2 separate regions of the Mus musculus genome follow, and region 2 is linked to region 1. A link is a loop called in an ENCODE intact Hi-C map of the cell type or tissue named here. Cell type or tissue: left cerebral cortex. All regions are shown on one strand.

Region 1 (8,000 bases):
CTTTACTGTGTTTTTCTCACCTGTGCTTGCTGCGTGTGACACACAGAATGACTCTCTCCCTTTCTGTGTCCAACGAGTTGGAGCAAGGGCTTTCTGTTGAGCTTTTGAGATGCAAATGTCTTTGCCCTGAACTGAGCTGTGAGTTTCAAACCCGAAACCCCCAAGTCAAAATTGACTTTTTCTTTCTTGTGGAATTTGTGTGATGCTCTCCCTTTCCCTGGGTAGTGGGTGCTGGATGCTGAAGTGTCTGCCTGGGGAGACAGGGGTGGGCAGAAAAAAAAAAAAGAGAGTATTTTCAGGGCACATGAATGTTTCTTAAAACCTCAGGAGGTGTTTCTAACACATCCCTATTATTACATCTGCCCTCCACACAGTTTCTGCCCCGTGGGGCTGAGCTGCACATTGATTTGCTTCAAGGCTGGAGCATTTGAGGGTGATTCTCTTCTGACCTGTTGTTGGTAAAGTAAAAGAAAAGAAAATTAAAGAAGCAAGACAGAGAGGCTGAAAAACGAAAGCCAGACCCTTCTGGTCTGCAAAGCATTGGTTGAACATAGTGTTAAATGCAGCTCTGGCCCTCATTCTGCTTTCTCTGTCTCCCAAAGGTCATGCCATTTTTCTTGATCTGTTTTCTTATTTTTCCCATTCCACAGTTCATCATTGGATGTTCTGCTGCCTAGGCAACAGCATTCGGGGGCAGTGCTCAACCACAAGTTACTGGAGAATATTCTGAGATCCATGCATACAGAATTCCTGTAAATAGACTTTGTTCCTTATTTTATTTTATTTTATTTTTTATTTATATCATCAGTGTGCAACCTTGTGTTCAGCCAGAGAATCTATTCAGACCCACATGTGCATTTTTCTGGGTATGGGGTCTGTGTCAAGAGTTCTCTCAATTTCAGAGATGTCATTGCTGCTGTTGTGTTCAGGAGACCAATCAGAGTGATGCTGGTGGCATTTCAAACTCATCTTGTTTTCTGTGTCTGATCAAAGTTCTTTTGAACGCTGTTTTGTCAGCTGGACATCAGGGGCCTCGGCCTTGGATTTTACCCCCATGGCAACCATGGGAAAAATGTAGGCGATGTTCTTTGGGCACCTGAACAAGATTTGCTAGCTATGCTAAATCAGGATTTATAAAAATTGAACTATGAAAGCAATTTTAAAAGGTTTGCCAACAGCAGCAGCAATAATTTCAGCTTCGGTTTATCAATCAAGTATTTTATGCCTGGTACTCTATTCTTTATATACATTGCCCCATTCAGCGTCACCAAACTAATTTTAAAGACTGGTGCCTTGCCTTTTTTTTTTTTTCAAATAAACAACTAAAGGGCATTAGAGATGAAATGACTTGCCTTTGGTCACAGAGTAAAGAGGAGACCATACTTTGTAGATTCCTTGTCCAAGGGCTGGAATGGGACCACACTGCAGTTCTTGCTGGACATCTTCCTGGCATCACTTAATTTCTTGACTGGTCCATGCCTGATGGATGGTAGGCAAACATCAGAGCTAGAAGAAAGTGATTGATGGTTTGAGTTGGAGGTTAATGTTCTGTGTTCTCTGGCATTTCCTCTCACCAGCGGCATGGAGATAATAGGTGTAAGCCCTTCTTCTCAGTGGCCCTTCATCTTCATCCGTCCTCACTGCCTGCTTCAGAGAGTCACCCCACATCAGGATGCTGGGAGACTTCCTGATGTCCTTTCCCGATGCCTGCTTTGTTTTCTTTTGATCCGGGTCGTACATAGCAACCAACAGAATCTTTCTAATCTGAAAATCTGTTCACAGCCACTCAGAATCCTCAGAGCAGGTCTGACTTTTCAAATGGCCTTTTAGGGCTCTGGCAGCTTCCACTTTTAGGCTTCTTTTGCTCAGACCTCGCAGTTCTTTGCTTTGAGCCTTGGAAAACGGAATCTCTCTCCCATCTTCAGGCATGTTCTGTTCCCTCTACAGCAGTGGTTCTTAACCTTCCTCAATGCTTCAACCCTTAAGTACAGTTCCTAGTGTTGTGGTGACCCTCCAACCATAAAACTATGTTACTGCCATCTTATAACTGTAATTTTGCTACTGTTATGAATTGTAATGTGAACATCTGTGTTTTCCGATGGTCTTAGGCAACCCTGTGAAAGGGTCCGTTGACACCCCCCAAGGGTTCACAACCCACAGATTGAGAAGTGCTGCTCTATAGGAACATACAACACTTCTCTGCCCATGACCTATTGATCTCCTGGCAGCTTCCCTGAGCTCCTCTGATGTGATGAGTGTTCCACCAAGCCCTGCTTGTCCCATGACACACACCTGCTATTCTTCTGTGCCGATCTAAGGTGTGCCATACGTCATATTTTTTAGTTCTAGGCCTGGTATCTGGTCACCACTGAATATAGCTGTCTCATGGAATCTTCAAGAAGATTGGCTCTGCAGCCATCCCTAATGGAGAGATGGCCAAGTCTCTTAGATAAAAATGGTGTGGTGTTTGCATATAAGCTCTGCATATCCTCCCTCACATTCTTACCTACCTTTATTTATTATATTGTGCCTATGTTTGCCTGTACATAGGTATGGAAGTGCACATAGGTGCCTAGGAAGGCCAGAAGAAGACATCGGATTCTGTGGACCTGGGGTTACAGATGGATGTGAGCTGTCTGACACAGATGCTGGCAACTGAACTCAGGTCCTTTGTAACCTGTTAAGTGCTCTTAACCACTGAGCAACCAACCCCTCTAGCCTTAGCCCCAAGCTTTTAATCACAGGCTATCCATAATATCCAACACCACACAAACAACATGTAAATATTTGTGTTTCTGTGGTACTTAAGATTAATGGCTAGAAAAAGACTTACGTATGTTCGGCACATACGCAGTTGTATTTCAAATATTTTCTGTTTGGCTGGCTACAGATGGAGAACTCTCAGACAACTGTTTCTGTTGGATAACTGCAGAGCTAGAGGTGATGCCTTTTTCTAGCCACTTTTGAGTCATAATAGCATACAGGACCGCGGGCTCCGGAAGGTCATTATCTCGAGAATACGTTTCTCAAAGAAGCAAATGAAAACAGGCTCTAAAGTACAGTCTTTCCGGAACTGTCGTGAGGCTTTTTGTCAGATGTTGAAAATCTAAACATTTCAAGATTTTAAAAAGGTAAGAGGTTCAAAATGACACTTGCAAGTATAGATCCAACAACTCCCCAAATGTTTCCCTTTTGTTACTGAGTCTGTTGGTTATCAGGTAGAGAGGCCCAGGGAGGCTCCCAGTGCAACCTAACTCATGTGTATTCTCTCATTCTATCTGACAAGATTAAAAGTGGAACTCTAGCTCATTGCCCCTTTCCCCACGGCCCTCCTGTCCCAGGACTTAAGCCCTTGCATCTGCTCCTTGGCTCTTCCCTTTCAGCAGACAGCCAGGACCTGGAAAGATCCCCGTGTTGCAAAGGCTGAGGTCCCCCAGTTAGAGGGACCAGATGGGACTATTGACTGCATGGAAGAGTGGAGAGTGCCATCCCTGGCTCTTACTCCTCCTTCACAATCCCTGTTGGATTTTCATACAAATTAAGTCTCTAGGGCCTTTTCTCTCTGCCCTTCCCCAGTGTGCTTTCCCAGACTTCAGGCTTTGTGTGCATTCGCAAGATACACACAGCAAAGGCAAAGCTCAGACTCCTGTTTGCTGTGAATCCTGTGTTCGGACCGGTCCCCGCAGCCCCACCCTGACGGCACAGCCTTCTCTTGTTGCCGAGCATCTCTCTAAGCCCTGGGAACAGGGCATGACAGCTAGCAGAGGGCGAGCAAACAGACGGGGAGCCGCTTTTAACACCATCTGCCACTTCCACCGAGGTCAATGGGATAAACCGATTTGCTAAACAAAATGGTTAACAACTCATGAATAAAAACTTGAAGAAAAATTCCGAAAGGGATTTCCACACTTTAGTTCGCTCTTCTCTGCCCCACCCAGGCCCCAAACTGCTCTGGAACATGCACTTTTCTCGGGTTCCAGTAGGGGGCAGCTGCCATTAGGCCTGAGAGAGAGAGAGAGCTCATTTATAAGACCTTTCTAAAATAACTCTGGTGAGATGCTCTTCTTCCACAGGGACAAGCCACCTGAGTGGTTATCAATACCAAGTGGTCAGTATGAAAAACATATGCATATAAACGCTACTAAATGGGCTCAGCAGGCTGTATTATTTATTTATCCATTTAGATATGTACCAATAACAGTGAAAGAAAAAGAAGCCATGATTTTTGAGAGAAGGGCACAGGAGGGGCTGGACGGTGGTGGGGCCAAGGGGAGTTAGATACATACATTTAGGGACTCTGGATGGGGTTTGAGTAATGATTATTTTTGAATATTTATCACATGTAAACATGTTCTTACGCAGTGGCGTTTGTGAACGTTTCTACCATTCTGGTGGTTGGGAACATTATGAACATATGATTGTATTTTTCCTCTTGTTTATTCCATTTTTTTGTTCCTGTATAATAATGATAGCAACATTGCCCTTAGAACAGCTTATTTATCCCTTCTACAGGTAATGGACATTTGGGTTGTTTCAAATTTTTTGGTAATCATGAATTGCACTATTCAGGTCATTTAGTCCATATTCCAGCACACATGCGTTCATGCTTCTGTAGAGCGAAGTTCTCAGCACGGAAACAAATGTCTTTAGTTTGACTGGATAATGTCCTACAGTGTCCCAGAGTGCAGGCTCTAAGAGGTTCCGATGAGCCCCGAATTCACCAATAGTTGTGTTTATCAGGTCTTTTGAAGGTAATGTGATTTCCTCACTCTCAGGCCAGTGAGTGGCAAGGACACCCTTGGTGCCTTCCACATGGTTCCCACAGCAAGGATCTGTGGTATTTCCCCTCAAACACAGATGACAGAAGCCAATGTCCCAGTGAGACATTCAGCTGCACTGAACACAACTGGAGATGGCTCCTCCCAGAGGGAGGAGATTTTCTATGATGCCAGATCTCCTTACCTCCCGTGGACTGCACAATCAGCGTTAACAATGGCAATTAGACTCAGTGCCATCTGGATGACCGGGGCAAGCAGGGAGGCATAGCTGCTGGCAGAAGGCAGAGGATGAGCCAGGGCCACAGAGGCAGCCTCCTTCTGTGGAACTAGACCAGGACCGTAACATCCAGGAGCAATGGTTGCTCAGCTCATTTACCCAAGAGGAACCACCAAGAGTGTCATGACGGGAGTCTTTAAAGAGCTTCCCTCTGAATGGGCCCAGCTTCATAGGTCCTGATTGTTACCGGCCGTTGGGTCTGTGGCTCTTACCCAAGTTTCCTGTACAGGGTAAGTTGGGATAGTGTTGTGTTTCTCCTGCCATGTTGAGTGGAGAGTACCGTGAGAAAGCTCAGTGCTCACTTTGCAAGTGATTGATACTTTGTTACACTCGAGACTTCCTAGCTCTAGGGATGGGAACTGGTTTGGGGCTGTGAAGGGACTGTGATTTTGGGTAGTTTGCTCTTTGCCCAGAGGACCCTTTTTCAGAGGGAGGGTTTTTGATATGGGAGGAAGGGAAGGTTAGACTTGTATTCTCAATCTTATGTTTTTTGGAGGTGTGCTGGGTAGTTTTATGTCAACCTGCCACAAACTCAAGTCATCTGAGAGGAGGGAACTCAACTGGGAAAATGTTTCCATAAGTTCTGGCTGTAAAGCATTTTCTTAATTAATGATGGATAGAGAAGGTCCTAGACCATTGTGGGTGCCATCTCTGGGCTGGTGGTCCTGGGTTCTATAAGAAAGCAGGCTGAGCAAGCCATGGGGAGCAAGCCAGTAAGCAGCACACCCCATGGTCTCTGCATCAGCTCCTGCCTCCAAGATTCCTACCCTGTTTTGAGTTCCTGTCCTGACTTCCTTCAGCACTGTGGAAGAATAAGCCAAATACACTCTTTCCTTCTCAGCTTGGTTCTTGGTTATGGTATTTCATCATAGCAAAAGACATCCTAATGAAGACCGGGGATGGGGTTCTAACTAAGCATCAGAGTAGAGGCTGAAGTGAAATGGGGTGCTTTAATATGTTTTTACTAGAGTTTGGGGATAATAGAAGAAAAAAATAAGTAGAAATGGAAAAAACCCATCCGTGGTGACATGGTGTTAAGCTATTGTTTCATTAGCCCTGCCACTTCTCCCTGCTTTATACTGTGTGTCCTTAGGATGGCAAAGACCATCAGATTGCTTTCCCACAAGTCCTGCAGTATTTCTGCTTTGCCAGGGATTGTCCTGGCTAACACATGTCGTCCTCGTATAAAGTCATCGTATAAAAGTGTACCCTTTGGTTTTGGGCATGCTCAATCTAGGTGATAAGTTTGACATGCATATCTAAGCACCTGAGCAGTGCTTGCTTCCAGGAGGACCTGTTTCTGCTGGCTTTAGGTGGAGGCAGGTCATCGCTTCTCCCCTACAGGACTTGCTTTTTCTGCAAGAGGCACTCTGGCTAGCGTAGCTCTCCCCCAGCTATGGAACCTGGAGGAAAGTTACTTTATGGGCTTGAGCCTCAGTTCCTGCAAGTGTTAAGTGGAGAAAATGCCCACAGTGTTTGGTTCATGGGCAGTGCATTTTAGACCATGGTATTTTTCCTTCAGGGCAGGAATCCAAAACTGAGAGTCTTAGGGCCTGGGCTCTGGAAACTCCCAATTTTGAGTTTTCAGTTGTTTGAATCTAGAAAACCTTCAGAAGCAATGTGTTCTCTCTGTGGTTGAAGGAGCCATCACCCACTATGGGACGTTGTCTTACGTGAGCCCTGATTCATACACTGATCGTTTGTTCCTTACCTGGAGCTTATTTTGTTCTTGTTTGTCCTCAGGCTGGGCTTGAACACACACACCAGGCTGCCCTAGGTCTGCGTGGTAGCCATAGAGAACTGTTAATGTACACAGACACGCTCTCTTCCTTCAGGTTAGTTTCCTGCCAGGCTCCAACAATATGTGCAGGGTTAACCCTTGGAATCCAATCAGGTCTGCAGGTTTCTGGGAGTCTGCCTTCGTAGAACTGGGATAGGGTTTAAGATGCTGTACTTCTAGGAAGATCCCAAGTGACACTGCTGCTGCTGACTCAGGCTTTCTGAAGCTTTGGAGCTTTTGGGGGCGGGGGGGGGGGGGGGAGTGTGTTTCCTGGAGGCTGAGTCAGGTCCTTTCTCAGAGCAGACTGAAGACTTCCTGAAAGCAGCAAGCCATTGATTGGTGTTGGTTCTCTCCGCCCACAGCTCTGTGGTACCCAGAAGTGAGCAGGCACTTGATGAATAGTCATCTCTTTCTACAGAGTTGAAACCTAATTGAGAGCTATAGATTATCCCTCTAGTGTAGATCCTGCCATTTGTTCACCATACACAGGTTAGCTTTCACCTTACTAGGTGAAATGACAATTAGGTCAGGTGACAATTGTGCATGGGTTGGTTGGTTGAGACAGACTCTTGAGCCGGACTCAGGCCTAGAACTCACCAAGTAGGCTGAGATGGACTGGGTTATTGACCTGAGAGGTGTACTAGCTTTAGTGTTGGGATTACAAGTGTATGCTGTCATGCCTGCCCCTGATGTGTGTGTGTGTGTGTGTGTGTGTGTGTGTGTGTGTGTGTGTCTACTGAGGATCAACCTCAAGTCATCATGTTTGCCTTTTTGAGTTATCTCCCCAGTCTTGATTATATTTTAGATATCTTCCCCACAACCCTTTATGGCCTACGGCCATTTCCTCTTAAATACTGTGGCTCTCAATGCTCTCTGAGACCAACAGCATTGCTGGGAATTTGTCAGAATAACAAGCATCTCAGCCCTACTCTAGACATCCCGAGTCAGAATCTTGGGGTGAGGCCAGCCATCATGGGTAACAAGACCTTCAGGTAACGCCCATGCATACTGCAGCCCAAGACGACTAATACTGACCTGGGGCAAACTTGCAGTGTAGAAGGTCCGGGACCCAGAAGCCTTTGAGGGGGATCTGCTCACTGTTACATGGTGGATGATTTTACACCTGGGAGCCTGGCCAATGTTTCCAAGAAGGAGGTTTGAAGGA
Region 2 (8,000 bases), 370 kb after region 1:
CACTGATTTCACCCTTAGGAAATCACCTCCAAGTATGGTATGGTGGTCCTACCATACCATATTGGGCTCAGTCATTCTCTGGGTATCCTTAATTGGGACAATGCTTCTACTTGCGTCAGACAGCGAAGTTAAGAGAACAGAACCTTCTAGTTTTACTAAGCAGAGGTCATGTGGACATTCTGTTATTACTCCAGAATGATGAGAACAGAAGCCTGTCTGTCATGCTCTTCTTTCATGAATTAGCTTGGAGAAGAGATAGGCAGTCTCAGATTTGGATGTTGATTCAGCAAAAACTATTAATGTCTGATATTTCTTGCTAAGTGTTAAACTTCACCCAAGAAGCCAGTTTTATTATAGCTGGCTGGGCCAATATTATTTAGTAAGTTGTACTTATTATAGAGGTCTCATATTATACTCATTTCCAGATATCAACCTTATGAATCCTAAGCCGGTTTTGTAGTTTTGAGTTCACATGATGGTAGGTGCTATTGCATAGAAATAGCATGCTGTTATGAAACGTTCACTCATATTTCACAAATATTAATGAGTACCTTTCCTATGGAAGTCATTGAGCTAGTCTCTGTGTGATACATTTGATAAGGTCATAGTTCATACTCTGATTCATAATAGGAGTAAGATATATGCTTTTCAATTAATAAATCATAGCATAATGTACAAGTGCCTACAATGAAGGACAAGGTTGTTTCAAGATCTCACAGTGTGACTGAACTTTTTGTTCTCATCTTCCTTTTCTCCAGATTCCATGGAATCTGTTAGGCTAGGCATTCTGTGCAGATATCACTGAGGATTTCTGTCTTTGGCCATTTACCTAGTGAGCATCAGAAGAAGGCTTGGGAATCCTACTGGGGAACGGATGCAGCTTTCCTTAGAAAATTGAAATCCCAAAGATACATGATTCTCCCGTAAGCCTGTAGAATAATTTGTCTGTTTCATTTCCCCATGCCTAGGGCTTGTTTGCCATGACATCCCGCTGATTCCTTCACTGTAATGCTCCTTAAATTCCCACCTGATACATCTTGCTACTCATCGTTCAAGCCATTAACATCTCATACCTAGGTCCAAGGCATCTTAACTGACTTTGCTCTTGCTTTCAGTCTCTATTTAGTTTGTCTTGGCAGGAAGTTTTGGGGCAGAAAGAAGTTTAGGCCACACAAATACCACCTGCATAATTCACCTGAAAGATGTCTCCGCTGAGATAGTCATGGAGCTGGATCTTGGCTCACAACTTTAAATATTGTCTGATCATCATTTGGGATTTCATCAGTATTCTGAGAAGTCAATCATAGACATCAGTTGTCTAGAAACATGGCAGCAAACTCTTTCACCAGACCTCAGTGCTTTCTCATTGCTGCCTTATATCCACTGACATTTAAAATTCACCATTAGGTTCTTCTCTTCTAGATCCCACATTCACACTTGTCCAGTGTACTACTTTCCTTGAGCCACACTTTCCAACCAACTGACCTATCCAATCCTTCTACAAAGGCTGTGTCTGCATCTTTTTCAACTTCCATCTAGGTTAACTCCATGCCTGGCAATTCCAGTTGACTATAGTCTTTTCTGCTTGGTTCTCATTTGGACTTGACACAACTGTGCCGTTTGGCACTTGTGGTATCTCTAAACTCTGATGCCAAAGTTAGTGTTTTTTTTTCCCATGAGGCTGTGCAGTTTATTGTATCACACATGTAATTGAATAGCTGTAGATAAAGGCTCTGGAAATGGTTGCTCTCTTTGGCGTGGATACACACATGCTTTATGCAGAGCAGAACTAGAGGACCAGGTTACAAGAAAAACAGAAACCAATTAAAGTAAGCACAAGGGGGCATTCCTTCTCAGTCTTTGTTGTTTTATTTTCTTCTTGCTTTTCTCATTGCAGAAAAGGTCCCTTCTCGGCCCAGTGAACATCCAACGCTTGATTCTTTAGACAAGAGATTCAAACCTGAAGTCAGCTTCCCCAGCTCGCTTGGATTTGAGGCATAGATGAACCAAAACAGTAAAAGGAGTTTTTTATTGACTTAATTTCCTTCATGCAGAGATATTAATAAAGTCAGCAGTGTATAATTGCCAGTTTTATGTAGCAGCTGAAGATCACATGCTTTTGATAAAATCTTTATTAACATGATGAAAAATGTTGTTTTTATGTGACTATTTCATAATTTAAGTGCTCATTTTATGCTAAGGGTGGCTTGTGATTAGTGTTGATATTCTCTAGTGGTTGTCTGTGATTTTTCTTAGGGTAAAGTACGTAAATGGTTGATAAAATGTCATTTGTTTCTATACTATGTGTTTAGATGTTATTTTGGGTGACTTTGGGATGAAGTGTTTTCCCTAAGTGATTTTTTTCCCCAGAACATCATCAATTTGCTTATACCTTTTCGTATAAATAACTACACAGCCATGATTTGATAAGAAGTTATCTATGCAGTGGGGTAGGTAGCATGAATATGAGCTATTGTGCCTTCTTGTGAGGTAATGCAAGGCACTTTCTTTATTTGGGAGGCTCCTTCTGCTAAATGCTTACTTTAGTTTTTTTCAAGGTATGATTTTTCAAAAAGGTTTATCTTGGAAAGCTGAAAGGTTGATTTGTTTCTTTCAATCAGGTTTAATAGCTTCAACTTTTAGAACTTACTGCTCAAAGACAGCAACAAAGACAGAACTGATTTTTGCCCCTTCGGCTCTGGAGTGTTTTTTCAGTTGAGAAATGAAAATGTGTCTCAGGATAGGACACTATGTGCTTTGTTCTAAATGGCACTGAAACTGTCCCTGGCCTACACAGGTATTGGTGCAGAGTCCTGCAAAGCTGATGCAGACTTTAACACATGTGTGGGAATTTCCTGTGGCCTAAGTTTTTCCAAATGTATGTTACTAATTTTATGTAACAGGAATGAAGAATTACGAAAATAGCAAGGTGGTACTAGAAATTAGAAAGCTAACTTTTTTTTAAATGTGTTTCCAATGAAAATTACCTTAGTGTACCTACAATGTATTCTGTGTATAATGGGAGATATTGGTATTTATGTGCTCAGCAAAATAAAACCTGTATTATTAAAATTACCGAAGGATAAATTGCATGTTATAGATGTGACTACTTGACATATTGGTGACCAACAGTATGTTTGGTGTTTTGGGTTTAGGAGTAAATGTATAGGTTGTTCATCAAATTCTCCTGCTTTAAAACCAGGCTGCTGCTTCATGTCTACCTCTTCTGACTGCAATATTACCCTTGACCATGCTGTTGGTTTTGCTTTATATTTTACTCCAGCAGAAATCAAAATGTATTTTATAGACCTATACTTTGGCAATATGCTAGGAAAGAGAACACAAGCAACTTAAAGCAAATTTCTGCCACAGTGCTTTTAATATTAACAGAGATTTTCATCTAACAGCACCAACAGAATAGAACATGAGAATATCACAGCTCAGGGCTGTAAACACAGCTTCCTGATGTCTTAGTCCCTAGGGAGAACAGAGCACACAGTTTTTATATTATTCAGCTTGTCATTCTATTGGCATAGAACTGATTTTCTTTTTTGCCTCAGAAAATGCCTCTTTTCCAAATCTCCAGCTGCCCTTCATTCATAAAGCAGCATTTTAATAAGGTAGTTGTTTACTACAAAACAATGATAATACTAATAACGAATCCCTAACAGCAAAGCATATTCCTTTCCAGCGACGGCCTCGTTGATGCCAAACAGCTGGAGGAAAGATGGGCGAAAACGCAATCAGGCATTTAAACACCATTGCTGGATGTTTCCAAACATAAACATCCAGATGTATAGCGTTGTGGAAGTAATAGGTTTGATTACTTGCCTTTTGCATACTTCATCTGGATCTTTTGATGCTATGTGGATGAAATCTTAAGAGTATTCTTCATTTTTCTGTATCCTAAATGGCTTTTCTGAACATGCATGGTAACACCAATGCTGAGAACTGATAGAGACTGAGCCTGGCAGAGGTTGTGTGAGAGAAAGAAGGGAAAGGATTTCGAACGTGGTTAAATGGGTCCCTCTCCTGGCTAATGCATGTGGCAGCAAGGACTTGAGAGTCCACTGAAGCACTTTCAGTTTTCAGCTGATAAATATATAAGAATAAAGATCCTGAGGGGAAGGTCAAGATTGCCCTATTCTCTCTGAGACCCAGAGCCCAAATAACCAGGGGCTTTCTGTGGTATTTAGTTCTAACAAAGGCAACTCTTTTGTATACCATTGAAAATACTTGCTCAAGAAGAATCTGCAGTCACCGGTACTGAGGTATAGCTGTTTGTTTTTCCAAAGGTTGCCTCATCAGGCAAGATTAAAAGTCTCAAAAAGATCAAATGAGTGTTTTTTGTTTTTTTGTTTGTTTGTTTGTTTTGTCCTGAAACTTCAGACTACCCTTCCCAAACCAACTCAAGTCTCTTGTGGTCTTTCTCTGATACCAGTTATTGGTAATTAGCATGAAAAGTCATTGCCAAAATATGTCACTAAGCATGGACACCTAAAGATTTAATGATCTCATCAGAGGTGGCCTGGTCTCAGAATCACATTCTCATGTCCTAGTGCAAAAATAAATGCCAATGCCTATCCAAGACTGAAAGGAAAAAAAAAATTAGTCATTTTTTTCTGACACGTCCTTGAAGAAATCAATTCTACAGATCACGGAGGAGCCAAGAAAAGCTTGTGCATATGAGTAACTCAGTCTGCTCAGTGAGTCAAGATGACTAGTTAAAAGAGCACTCTGCCGTGATGATGTCTCCTAGGCACGAAGAACAATGCCATCATTAACGCGTGGGACTGTTTAGCATTTAGAGCGCTTCACACATAAAGAAACTTAACACGAGACTATTTATTATCCTTTAGACAGATGGTTTAATGTGTCTTTAGCCTTCAGCCAACCAGGCCACCCGTGGTTTTCTTTAGCCAGGGGCTTTTAAAAAATAATTGGGAGGCAACAATTTTCTAACAAGACTGACTGCAGTATACTTCCTTAAATCTCTTTTTTACCCTTAAGTATCCCTTGCAGTTGTTCAAGGCTGACAAACTTCTCTGACATTGATTCCTCACATATAAGTAATTACTGACATAAAAGAGGATGGAGGGGTATAGATTGTTTTGTTTTGTTTTGTTTTCATTAGTGGTTCCTTCGCAATAGAAAGACTATTCAGATATGATTACTCTGGAAGATCGTTCTCTTCTGATTAGACATTGCCTCACTCTAGAGAAGTCGTTATTACAGGAGTCTCCAAAACAAGAAATGCCATTCCAACATGGACGATAACGGGGTGGGAAGTTGTACATTGTAATATACTTATCTTAAGTGGTAAAAGCCAGGGGTAGCTATGCCTCCAAGGAAGAGAGTTCCTTAGTAGAGAGTAAACAGCTCGTGGATTCCATAGTATTATGATCAATGCGCGAAATGCACACATTACAAAAGCAAATCAGATGTACCGGTATGTGAAAACTTATAAAGAGATTTTAATGACTCCTGTACAACAACCTTGGGCATTGTTCATTTCTCCAGGTCTTTATGTGACTCAAAGACCCAGAGATGCAGAGGACTGGCCCAAGAAGGTATCCACTTTTCTACTTTTCCTCTATACTCCCTCCTACCTACTCAGTGGAGTTCTACAGAGGTAAAGACTGGGGTGAGGAAAGTGATTATGTCAGCAGAGCATTTAGTGTGCTTAGCAGGGCAAGTGTCTTCTGGGCTTTGAAAGGACGAGAAGTCTGAGCACAGAATCTAGGATTTTTTTTTTTTTTTTTTTTTTTTTTTTTGGAGCAAAATTGTGTGTGTGTGCGCGCTGTTTGTTTGAGTTTTGAATTTTTCCACTGCAAGGAGTTAGACTTGTATTTGTGTTGGTTCTGTGACTTGAGCTTTGAGTTTTGCATCAAAATTGTTGATTTTCTCCTGGGAGGAGGAGGAGGAAGATCCTGGCACAGCCATTGGCGATCTAGAGGACCATGTTCAGCTTGATCTCAGCACAGAACATCCAGTCAGTCCCACCTGGTGAAGCAGTTCAACTCTCTGCTCTAGGTATGAAAGGACAGAGGGTGGGTGACTGGGACACAGACCTGAACCTGGAGTGTCTGTGCAGTCAGGCCCCATAATGTACACTGGCCTTCCATGTAATGAGCTCTTATACAAGGAGGGGTAAGGAATGTAAACGACCCTTCCACTGACATTCTCTGGGCTCAAAATCTGATGGAGAGAACTCTGTAGGCACAAGCATACCCTTCTAGGTGCCTATGATGAGGGTGTGGGTGCTAATGAGCCACAGAACATGTGCCTAGCCAAGCATCACAGTCCCTTCTGCATGGAGCTGTAGAGGCACAAGGACACACCCATTGTCAATCTGGTTCAGCTACATGAGCTGGAACTGCCTAGCCAGGCTGCCGACAGCCTGGAGTTGGCAGTCCAGGTCAGAGGTTGCTAGCTTCCTTCTTCTACCTCAGCCCCCTGATTGTTTGTGCTAGATGACAATGACCACAGCCCAGTCCTTATCAGGGTACCTTGACTGAAGTGGAATTGACTGATCATGCACCAGAGTCATCGCTGCCGCTAGATCCGGGTGATGATAAATTCTGACGAGGATTCCAGGAACAAAGGTGATCACCCTTGTTGCACACATCCCGCTCGAAGTCTGCCATACTTTCTGGCTCTCCCTGTGCTCTGGCAGCCCCATCTTCAAGCACCAGTCTATCTACAAGCCTGGACATGGGCCCTGGATTGACACCCACAAGGTCATCGTGAACATGCTGCTTGTCAGTGCTCTTGAAGTGATTATCATTTTCTCCGACATCCCCCAAGTGTCCCCGAAGAGGTGATCGACCTTGTTAGAAAGGCCCAGGACACTGGAAGTCTGAGTTACCTTGCTGTCTTGAAGGGTGGAGCATTTTCCAACTTGTTGGAGCTGGTCAGCACCTCGGACAGAGACCTGGGCATCAACAGGCTCGAGAACAGTGCCCTCTAGTCTCAAGACCAATTCAAGCTGCAGCCAGCCAGTGTCACCTAGTGGTAGCACAGTGCCATTGGCCAGTGAGAGCCTCTGAGGATTATCTGACATTGGTGGAGGAGAGCTGTGGGGTTCCGGACTATGCTACTGGACAAAATGACAAAGCATAAGGTGTCAGTGTGAAAGAATAACCCTTCCGACATCTCTCTGGCCCCACTAGTCACCCAAGACTTGATTCTGAGCCTCTGTGGCCAGGTCACCTTCTGGCAGCTGAAAGCTGAGGCTGGCCACAGCAAGGTCTTGTGCTCCCTCTCCCATCCCCCAGCAAGGTCAACTTTTGTTTATTCTGCGCTGCTACACTGCTATTCTGCTATAAATGCCAGTGGATCAGGCGCCACCTGGTGGGAAAGTTGTGTTGGTCTCAGCTGTGCAGAAGCAATAAGAAGAACTGGGTGATAGGGCACAGGTTTGGAAGTAGAGAGGCAACTGGATTCCTTATTAGTGGTTGGATGCTTTGGCTAATGGCCGAAGCTTTCTGCTAGTGGCCATCTCAGTGTAACGTGTTTTACACAAAGGAATGAGTGCAGCCCAAACCAACAGCAAGCAAGAGGTACCTGAAGTCTCAGAGATTTTAGGAGCTGATTCTGAGGGCCTCAATTCAAACTCTTATGAAATCGTGGCCTCTTTTATTTTGTCAGAATTCTAGGAAAAGTGACATTACATGATATTCTAGTGTGGGGACAGTGAACAGCTTTTATGCCCCTTTCTTCTGGACGGACTGGGTCCCACCTACCATTGGGGAGAACACTCAGCTCTCTACTAGATGTCACAAACATTTAATCAATTTTCATGCCAGGAGGCCTTACACCAATTCAGTGCCTGGCCGTTTGGGACTTCAAATGTCTAATAGGTAGGTGTTGAGGGAGATCTCTTCAGACGATGACAGGAAGCCCAAGGGTAACGTTGATGGGAGTCGATGTCTGCCTTTGCTGCTCCTTTGCCTACGGTAACTCCTCTGGGTCTAGTTTTAACACAAACCCCCTTTAGA

What was found. Hi-C counts contacts between places; a loop is a spot of excess contacts. Peaks named below come from ENCODE experiments on the same cell type or tissue, not always from the same donor. Only the 100,000 strongest peaks of a DNase experiment are listed, where the experiment ranks them.
Region 2: a loop joins it to region 1, with 3.0 times the contacts of the local background. A loop is called at or near these places in 7 of 42 quality-filtered maps.

The regions. Positions count from the first base shown.
Region 1 is chr14:79,839,484-79,847,483 of GRCm38, forward strand. No RefSeq gene overlaps it. Among named protein-coding and RNA genes, the nearest start is that of Gm10845, 26 kb to the right of the region's middle. In left cerebral cortex, a CTCF peak has its summit at 3,966 (motif pointing right); DNase peaks (open chromatin) are centred at 688 and 3,996.
Region 2 is chr14:80,209,108-80,217,107 of GRCm38, forward strand. It overlaps the pseudogene Gm17923. Among named protein-coding and RNA genes, the nearest start is that of Gm31776, 32 kb to the right of the region's middle. In left cerebral cortex, CTCF peaks have their summits at 4,033 (motif pointing left), 7,043 (motif pointing left) and 7,342 (motif pointing left); DNase peaks (open chromatin) are centred at 4,002, 4,703, 7,010 and 7,340; H3K27ac peaks cover 237 bases.